Linked DNA regions of Homo sapiens: region 1 is linked to region 2. Evidence: chromatin contacts called from ENCODE Hi-C or POLR2A ChIA-PET data. All regions are on one chromosome and are shown on one strand. Each heading gives the region's core, a stretch centred on a gene start or an enhancer-like site at or near the end of the contact. The rest is flanking DNA. Distances are from core to core; before and after follow the strand shown. Region 1 overlaps MTCL2 (microtubule crosslinking factor 2). Region 2 overlaps TGIF2-RAB5IF (TGIF2-RAB5IF readthrough).

Region 1 (3,981 bases), core at 574-3,073, 200 kb after region 2:
GACTGGTCTTGAACTCCTAGCTCAAGTGATCTGCCCACCTCAGTCTCCCAAAGTGCTGGGATTAGAGACATGAGCCATTGCACCTGGCCAAAAAAGGAATAAATATTTAAAAGATGTTTTTAAATGTCAGCCAGCTGAGTGAGAGTATAGAAAAGTAACGCACTCGCCACACACTGCTGGAAGCTGTAGATATGGCACACTTTTGAAAAACAATTTGGCAGTATTTATCAAATAACTTTAAAACATTTATATTTTTTTTTTTGTGTGGAGATGGAGTCTCACTCTGTCACCCAGGCTGGAGTGCAGTGGTACCATCTCAGCTCACTGCAGCCTCCGCCTCCTGGGTTCACGCGATTCTCCTGCCTCAGCCTCCTGAGTAGCTAGGACTACAGGTGACCACCACTATGCCCGGCTAATTTTTGTATTTTTAGTACAGACAGGGTTTCACCATATTGGCCAGGCTGATCTCAAACTCCTGACCTTGTGATCCACCCGCCTCGGCCTCCCAAAGTGCTGGGATTACAGGCATGAGCCACCGCGCCCGGCCACATTTATATTCTATTATCCTTTAATCTCATTTCTGCAACTTATACCTAAGGAAATAGTCTGAAATGTAAAAAAATGATTTTGCACCAAGATGTTCACCACAGCATTATTTGCAGTAGGGACAAACTAGAAACCACCTAAACGTACAATAATAGAAAAGTAGAATGTTTGAGTCTATCACAGCCCATTCCACACACAGCCCTTCTCATGTCTCTGTGCCCCACAGCAGACCACATGGTACCACTCCCAGCCATAGACTGGACCAAGGGGTACACTCGCCTCTAGCTGCACCAATCAGAGTTTCCTTCTTTCAGAAATGTGGAATTGGGAGACAGGGATTTGTGTCAGTCTCTCCTAGGGGCTTGAACTGGAAGATGTTGTAAAGTCAGAGCTGGGACAGCCCACCCAGTCCTTGTGCAAATGCAACAGAGAGAGAAACAGAGAAAAAGGAGGAATATGATATCAGAGAGGGTGAAGCTTAAAGAGAGGAGAGGAAGACAGGGAGAAGCTGCTGAGGTTGTCAGGTTCCTACTCTTGGGTTTTATAAAACATGCCATCCTTCAAATACATTTCCTTCCCTTTCTGCAAAGTTAACTTATGCACATTCTAACACATTCAAATAATGCTCACTAACATTCAAATAAGGTTTACTAATTAACTTATAAGAAACTGATAGCAGGAGTGGGGTGTGAAAGATTCTCAGAGGAAATGTGAGCACTTAGGTGTGAAGTCTTGATGGGGTGGAGAAGTGGTATGCCCGCTAATGTTTAACAATTAGTTTTCCAGGAGTGATAGGAGGAGCCCCGATTTGTAGTGTTTACCAATTTTTATGCTGTAAATCCTCCCACTGTGGCCAATCTCAAGGTACCAAGGTGATGTTAAACACAGAGATGTGGCCAGGCGCGGTGGCTCACGCCTGTAATCCTAACACTTTGGGAGGCCAAGGTGGGCGGATCACTTGAGGTCGGGAGTTCGAGACCAGCCTGGCCAACATGGTGAAACCCCGTCTCTACTAAAAAATACAAAAATTAGCCGGGCATGGTGGCAGGTGCCTTAATCCCAGCTACTTGGGAGGCAGAGACAGAATTGTTTGAACCCAGGAGGCGGAGGTTACAGTGAGCCGAGATTGAGTCATTGCACTCAAGCCTGGGGGACAAGAACGAGACTTCTCTCAAAACAAAAACAAAAACAATAAAAAAAAAAAAACCCACAGAGATGCTGACAATTGGCTCCTGCAAGCCAAACAAGCTGGCTCTAGCACACCACTGGGTGGCAGGAGAGCAGTAAGGCCCCTTCCCTGGAGGGGATGCTGGCAGTCTCTGGTGGGTGGAGCAAAAGCTGCTAGTTAAGCCATGCTCACTAGTCTCTTGGAATTCAGACCATGTGACCATCAGGTCTGTGTTGTTCCAGGTCTGGGACCTTCCAACTCTATCCTAGACCAGCATAAGAACTTCCTGGAACACATGGCCATATCCCTGAATTTTTATTTTATATATATAGATATATAGATAGATAGATAGATAGATAGACAGACAGACAGACAGACAGACAGACAGACAGACAGACAGATAGATAATTTTTTTTTTTTGGTGAGACGGAGTCTTAGTCTGTCACCCAGGCTGGAGTGCAATAGCACAATTTCAGCTCACTGCAACTTCCGCCTACTGGGTTCAAGTGATTCTCCTACCTCAGCCTCCAGAGCAGCTGGGACAACAGGTGCATGCCACCACGCCTGGCCAATTTTTGTATTTTTAGTAGAGATGGGGTTTCACCATGTTGGCCAGACTGGTCTTGAACTCCTGATCTCAGGCGATCCACCCACCTCGGCCCATATCTCTGAACTTAAAAACCAAAAGAGCTTGGACCTTATATACTAACTCCACCTACTAAGAGAAAGGACAGATCCCACCCACCTACCTCATTGGGAAGGACCACGGCTCCATCTCCGTCCCGGAGGACACCATCCTTCCCCACCTGGGGGAGCATGGTGAGTCTGACCTCCTCACTGCTGCCCAACTTGGCTGCCTTCTTGTTCAGGATCCTGGCCACACCCTCTGGCTGATGGTAGCTGGCTGGGGAGAGGGGCTCTGGCTTCTTGGTGCCCTCCTCTCCTGCTGATGAGGTGGGGCTCGGTGCCCGGCCACACACATTACGGAAGAATTCCTGCACAATGCCGTACTTGGGAGGCTCGGGCTTGGCCCGCGTCTCAGACATGCCTAGTTTCCAGACAGACTCCGTGCTCCCTGAGTGCTCCACCACACTGAAGAGGCTGGAGAGTCCATCGTTGATGTTTCTCAATACAGGGCTGTCCCGCGTGGTGGTGGAGCGGGCCCAGGCCGAGCCGTTCTGCTTGCCCTGGTGCAGGTTCCACAGGCTGCGGTCCTTGCTGCTGTCCAGCTTGGACACAGACCGCCTCTGGAGCTTTGGTGAGCCATACTTGGGGGAGCAGCAGGGCCGCTCGATGCGCGAATGGACCTTGTCCAGGGAGGAGGAGATCTGCTTGCTGCGCACAGACACGAGCGAAGAGCTGCGGGGTGACCAGGCCTTGCCATGGAGGCTGCTGCGGGGTGGGTCGGTCTGCAGGCCCACGCTGACCGTGCGGATGGTCTGTGTGCCCACACTGGCCAGGCCCACCGTCTGGCTGGATGTGCTCTTCACTTTCCTCTCCAGTGAGCCGGAGCGCATGGCCTGGCGCACACAGTTGGTGATCTCCTTCATGTCATCACTCATGTTGCCTGACATCTCAAAGTCATGCAGGGCCGCTGGGAAGCCAGGCCCGGCCGCCGAGGGGCTGCCCGCTGAGCCTCCGTCCAGGCGCTGCCGTGAGAAGTTGCAGAGCCACCGACCATAGGAGCTCTCAGCCAGCCCATCAGCCTCGGCCGACTCTTTGGGCTTGGCTGTGGTGAAGAGGAAGCCGGGCTCGATAATGATCTTGCCCTCTTTGTCATGAACCACAGGGACTCCGAGGCGCCGGGCCACCGGGGGACTATAGTAGACTCGGATGCCCGTCTTGTCAGGAGCCGTGTAGCTGCGCTGCATCTGCCTCCCTGGGGGGTCCTGGCAGGCCAGGGCACCCAGGTGGTTGCAGTCCCTCGACGAGAGCCCAGGCTTCTCCTTGGTGTCTTTCTCTGGATCCCCTGGCTCGGAGCTCACAAAGCCAAAGGCAGGGTTGTTAGGCAGCTTCTTGCCCCGGGCATCTCCGCCAGCAAGGTAAGGGGAACAGTCGAGCAAACTTTCAAACTCAGACATGGAAGAAACAGATTTGGTTCTGCGAAGGACAGAGGAGGAAACGTCGTTATTAGTGGAAATAACACTGAGGGCACACTCTGGTCTACCACCCTGGTCCGTGTGCTGCGTGAGGGCAAAGACCAGGACCGTCTTGTTCACCTCTTGTAGAGATGTTGTTGGTGCCCAGTCCCACATTCTGTCTGCATT
Region 2 (4,003 bases), core at 511-3,010:
GGGCATTTGCATCTCACATTGGGCCAGTCTTCCCTGGAATCAACAGTTAAGCTCTGGGGTTGCTAAGTGGTGAGGATGTAACCTTGAGGAACTGGCAACTTTGTCCTCCCCCTCTCTCGGTAAGAAACAAGCATGACTGCAGTGTGAACCCGGCACAGAGAGAAGCAGCTATGAGATGGAAGCTCCAGTCATGTCTGAAACCAGGACCACCTGTAAACTTCTCTATTATGTAAGCTAGTGAATTCCCCTTTTTGCTTAAACTAGCTGTTAATACGTTTCTGCCATACTGAAATGACAATACACTAACTGCAGCCCAAACTATAAAAACCAAGGTCTGCAACAGTGGGAAACTGAGTTTGGTTGAGTGTGCCTGGGTCTGGGTCTGTGCTATGTTCAGTCTCTTTTTTTTTTTTTTTTTTTTGAAACGGAGTCTCTCTCTCTTGCTAGGCTGGAGTGCAGTGGCACAATCTTGGCTCACTGCAACCTCCGCCTCCCAGGTTCAAGTGATTCTCCTACCTCAGCCTCCCAAATAGCTGGGACTACAGGAGTGCGCCACCATGCCCGGCTAATTTTTTGTATTTTTTAGTAGAGACGGGGTTTCACCGTGTTGGCCAGGATGATCTCGATCTCCTGACCTCGTGATCCACCCACCTCGGCCTCCCAAAGTGCTGCAATTACAGGCGTGAGTCACTGTGCCCAGCCCCAATTTCTTAATTTTTGTACACACACACATGAAAGTGAGATGCCCTAGGTAAAGAAACTGAGTGGGCTGTGGCTTGTGCCTACAGTCCCAGCTACTCCAAGGCTGAGGCTGGAGGATCACTTAAGCCTGGGAGTTTGAGGCTGCAATGAGCTGTGATTGGACCACTGCACTCCAGCCTGGGTGACTGAATGAGACCCCAAGACCCCATCGTTTTTTTAATTTTTTTTTATTCTAAAAAAAAAGAGAAACTGAGTAGGGATTTCAGATACTTGCCTGAACTCATATAGCCCATATAAATATGGAGCTCGAATTCAAATTCAAGTCTGTTTTCCTTCAGGGTCACTCAGGTCTGCCCAGAACCTACCTGAAGTAATATAGTGGTCACTTACTAACATAGTATCATCTAGCTGTCTAGAACAGTGCTGTGGGCTCAGCACAAGAAGTTTCTTCTGTGAATGAAATCTTGGTGGTCTCTCCTACAGGTCACTCTCCTTCAGGAATTTGGAGAGAGAGCCTCCCCACTCAAGTTTCCCAGATTAAAGAGCCTCAGCTCCCTCAGCCATTCACCCAAGGTCCTGATTTTCCCCCATTTCTCTCTCAGTATCTCTCAAACTGCACACTTGGCCCTGGAGCTCAGCAGAATAGGCACATGCTGTTACAGCTTTTCAAAGTAAGTTTAATATTCAATTCACATCGGCCGGGCGTGGTGGCTCATGCTTGTAATTCCAGCATTTTGGGAGGCTGAGGCGGGCAGATCACTTTTGAGGTCAGGAGTTCAAGACCAGCCTAGCCAACATGGTGAAACCCCGTCTCTACTAAAAATACAAAAATTGGTGGGGTGGGAATGGCGCACCCCTGTAATCCCAGCTACTCGGGAGGCTGAGGCAGGAGAATCGCTTGAACCCTGGAGGCGGAGGTTGCAGTGAGCCGAGATCATGCCACTGCACTCCAGCCTGGGCGACAGAGCGAGACTGTCTCAAAAAAAAATAAAAGGAACTGAAACCAAAAGTGTCTTCTGCATCAAGCTTCAAATGAGCCCTGGAGTGAGCAAGCACTCTAGATAATGAAAGTGAACTGCGGGATAATGTGGCTAGGGCCCCTCCTGTGACGCTGGGAACATGATCTAAGGACATCCACCTTTTTTATTAGAGTCTCATTCAGGAAACAGCTTTTAAATGTATCTGCCCTGGTCGTGAATACCCGCTGTCTCTTTGGGCTGGCTATGTATAGCCTGGCCGCCTCTCTATACCCTTGTTCTTTTTTTTTTGAGACAGATTCTTGCTCTGTCGCCCAGGCTTGAGTGCAGCAGTGCAATCTCGGCTCACTGCAACCTCCGTCTCCTGGGTTCAAGTGATTCTCCTGTCTCAGCCTCCTGAGTAGCTGGGATTACACGCACGCACCACCACCCCTGGCTAATTTTTGTATTTTAAGTAGAGACGGGGTTTCACCATGTTGGTCAGGCTGGTCTCAAACTCCTGACCTCATGATCCGCCTGCCTCAGCCTCCCAAAGTGCTGGGATTACAGACGTGAGCCACCGCACTCAGCCTATACCCTTGTTCTTAATAGGGCTAAGATGATGCTTCAAGCTTTTGGGTATCGATTTTGGACTTTGCATTAATATTTTTTTTGTTTTGTTTTGTTTAAAAAGGTGGCCGGGTGGCGTGGTGGTGCATGCTTGTAGTCCCTGCTACTTGGGAGGCTGAGGCAGAAGAATCACTTGAACCAGGGAGGCGGAGGTTGCAGTGAGCTGAGATGGCGCCGCTGCACTCCAGCCTGGCCGACAGAGTGAGACTCTGTCTCAAAAATAAAATAAAATAAAATAAAGGTAATGGTAGTGATTGGTGGGGAGGGGATCTGCCATCCTCTAGATGGGTGGTCAGGGAAGTCCTCTTCCTTTCCACTGTTTTTGAATGGTAGTTTCTCCATGGCCCCCAGGCTTAGAACCTTTTTTTTTTTTTTTTTTTTTTTTTTTGCCTCAACTTAGCCCTAGGAATAAGCATCTCTGGGGTAAGACTGAGGACTCTGGATTTTAAAAGTACAGTCTAGCTTGAAAGCTGCTACATGGGCTGGGCACGGTGGCTCATACGTGTAATCCCAGCTCTTTGGGAGGCCAAGGCTGGTAGATCACGAGGTCAGGAGTTCGAGACCAGCCTGGCCAAGATGGTGAAACCCCATCTCTACTAAAATTACAAAAATTAGCCTGGCGCGGTGGCAGGCACCTGTAATCCCAGCTACTCGGGAGGCTGAGGCAGGAGAATCGCTTGAACCCGGGAGGCAGAGGTTGGAGTGAGCCGAGATCGCACCACTGTACTCTAGCCTGGGTGACAAGGCAAAACTCCGTCTCAAAAAAAAAAAAAAGAAAAGAAAGCTGCTACATGAAAACTCCATATGGCAGAGGCCAGGTCTGCCTTGTATGGCTGTATCCTTGCTATGTTATGCACTAGAGCTGCAGAGGATAAGGTGTGGCACTCGAAGGATGCAGAAATAACCATCACTGCTGTCAGTGTTACTGATTTCAAAGGCATTTCTCTATGACCCAAGCCTGGTTTCAAATTCTTGGTCTGTCACTGATTAGCTGTCATGACCATAGGCAAGACAGTTCACTACTCCAAACTTCAGTTTTCATCATCAATAAAGTGGGAATAGTAATACTTACCTCTTGGGAGGATGAAATAGGATAATCTATACGTTACTATCTATCCTTGCTCAGCACACAGCTGAGGGAAAAACAACCTGTAAAATAACTTACCCCATACCACACAGCTTTTAAGTGGCAGAATTGGGCCTAATTACCCAGAGAAGTAATTCTCAAGCCTAAATATCCATCAAGATCATCAGGAAAGCTTACAAAGATGCATATTCCCAGACCTCACGCCCAGAGAGTCTGGGCAGGAATCTGCATTCTTCACTGATGCCACATGAGATTCTGATGATCTTGCTCCAGAGACCTTCACCATTCATTATCAGGACACTGACCTATCCCCAGGAAACTACTGGGCTGGGAAAGTAGCAACTCTTTGTCTTTCAAAGTTACAAGATGAGAGGAAGAAGGGTCTCTGAACCATCTGACGTCTTTGCTCCCAGGAGGCTATGGTAACTTGAAGGTCAAGTGTAGCCCTACCATTTTAATTACCAAAGTAATCCACACACGATGTAGAGAAATTGCAAGTAAAGGTATAAAAAGAGAAGAGTTTAGCATAATGGTTAATGGTTAAAAGCCCAGCCAGGTTTTGGATGAAAACGAATGTAGCCAGATGCAGTGGCTTATACCTGTAATTCCATCACTTTGGAAGGCCGAG

What was found. Hi-C counts contacts between places; a loop is a spot of excess contacts on that map. ChIA-PET counts read pairs that join two places held with the same protein, here RNA polymerase II (POLR2A). Pooled maps may share reads with other maps.
Region 1: a pooled map shows a loop between it and region 2 (3-fold over the local background). The contact joins two enhancer-like sites. A Hi-C loop is called at or near these places in 1 of 50 pooled maps. POLR2A ChIA-PET finds 5 or more read pairs at or near these places in 4 of 52 experiments (GM12878, RWPE1, WTC11 and 1 more).

Annotation. Positions count from the first base shown.
Region 1 is chr20:36,790,786-36,794,766 of GRCh38, forward strand. MTCL2 (microtubule crosslinking factor 2) reads right to left here. Exons shown (of 15, transcript NM_080627.4): 14 at 2,464-3,814. Among named protein-coding and RNA genes, the nearest start is that of DSN1, 19 kb to the left of the region's middle. Within about 2 kb of position 1,824, at least 2 of the 41 ENCODE cell types and tissues checked have a DNase peak (open chromatin) inside an H3K27ac peak, as active enhancers do.
Region 2 is chr20:36,594,136-36,598,138 of GRCh38, forward strand. The region is part of intron 2 of TGIF2-RAB5IF (TGIF2-RAB5IF readthrough); the gene reads left to right. Among named protein-coding and RNA genes, the nearest start is that of RAB5IF, 9.6 kb to the right of the region's middle. RefSeq lists an enhancer at 1,584-1,953. Within about 2 kb of position 1,761, at least 8 of the 41 ENCODE cell types and tissues checked have a DNase peak (open chromatin) inside an H3K27ac peak, as active enhancers do.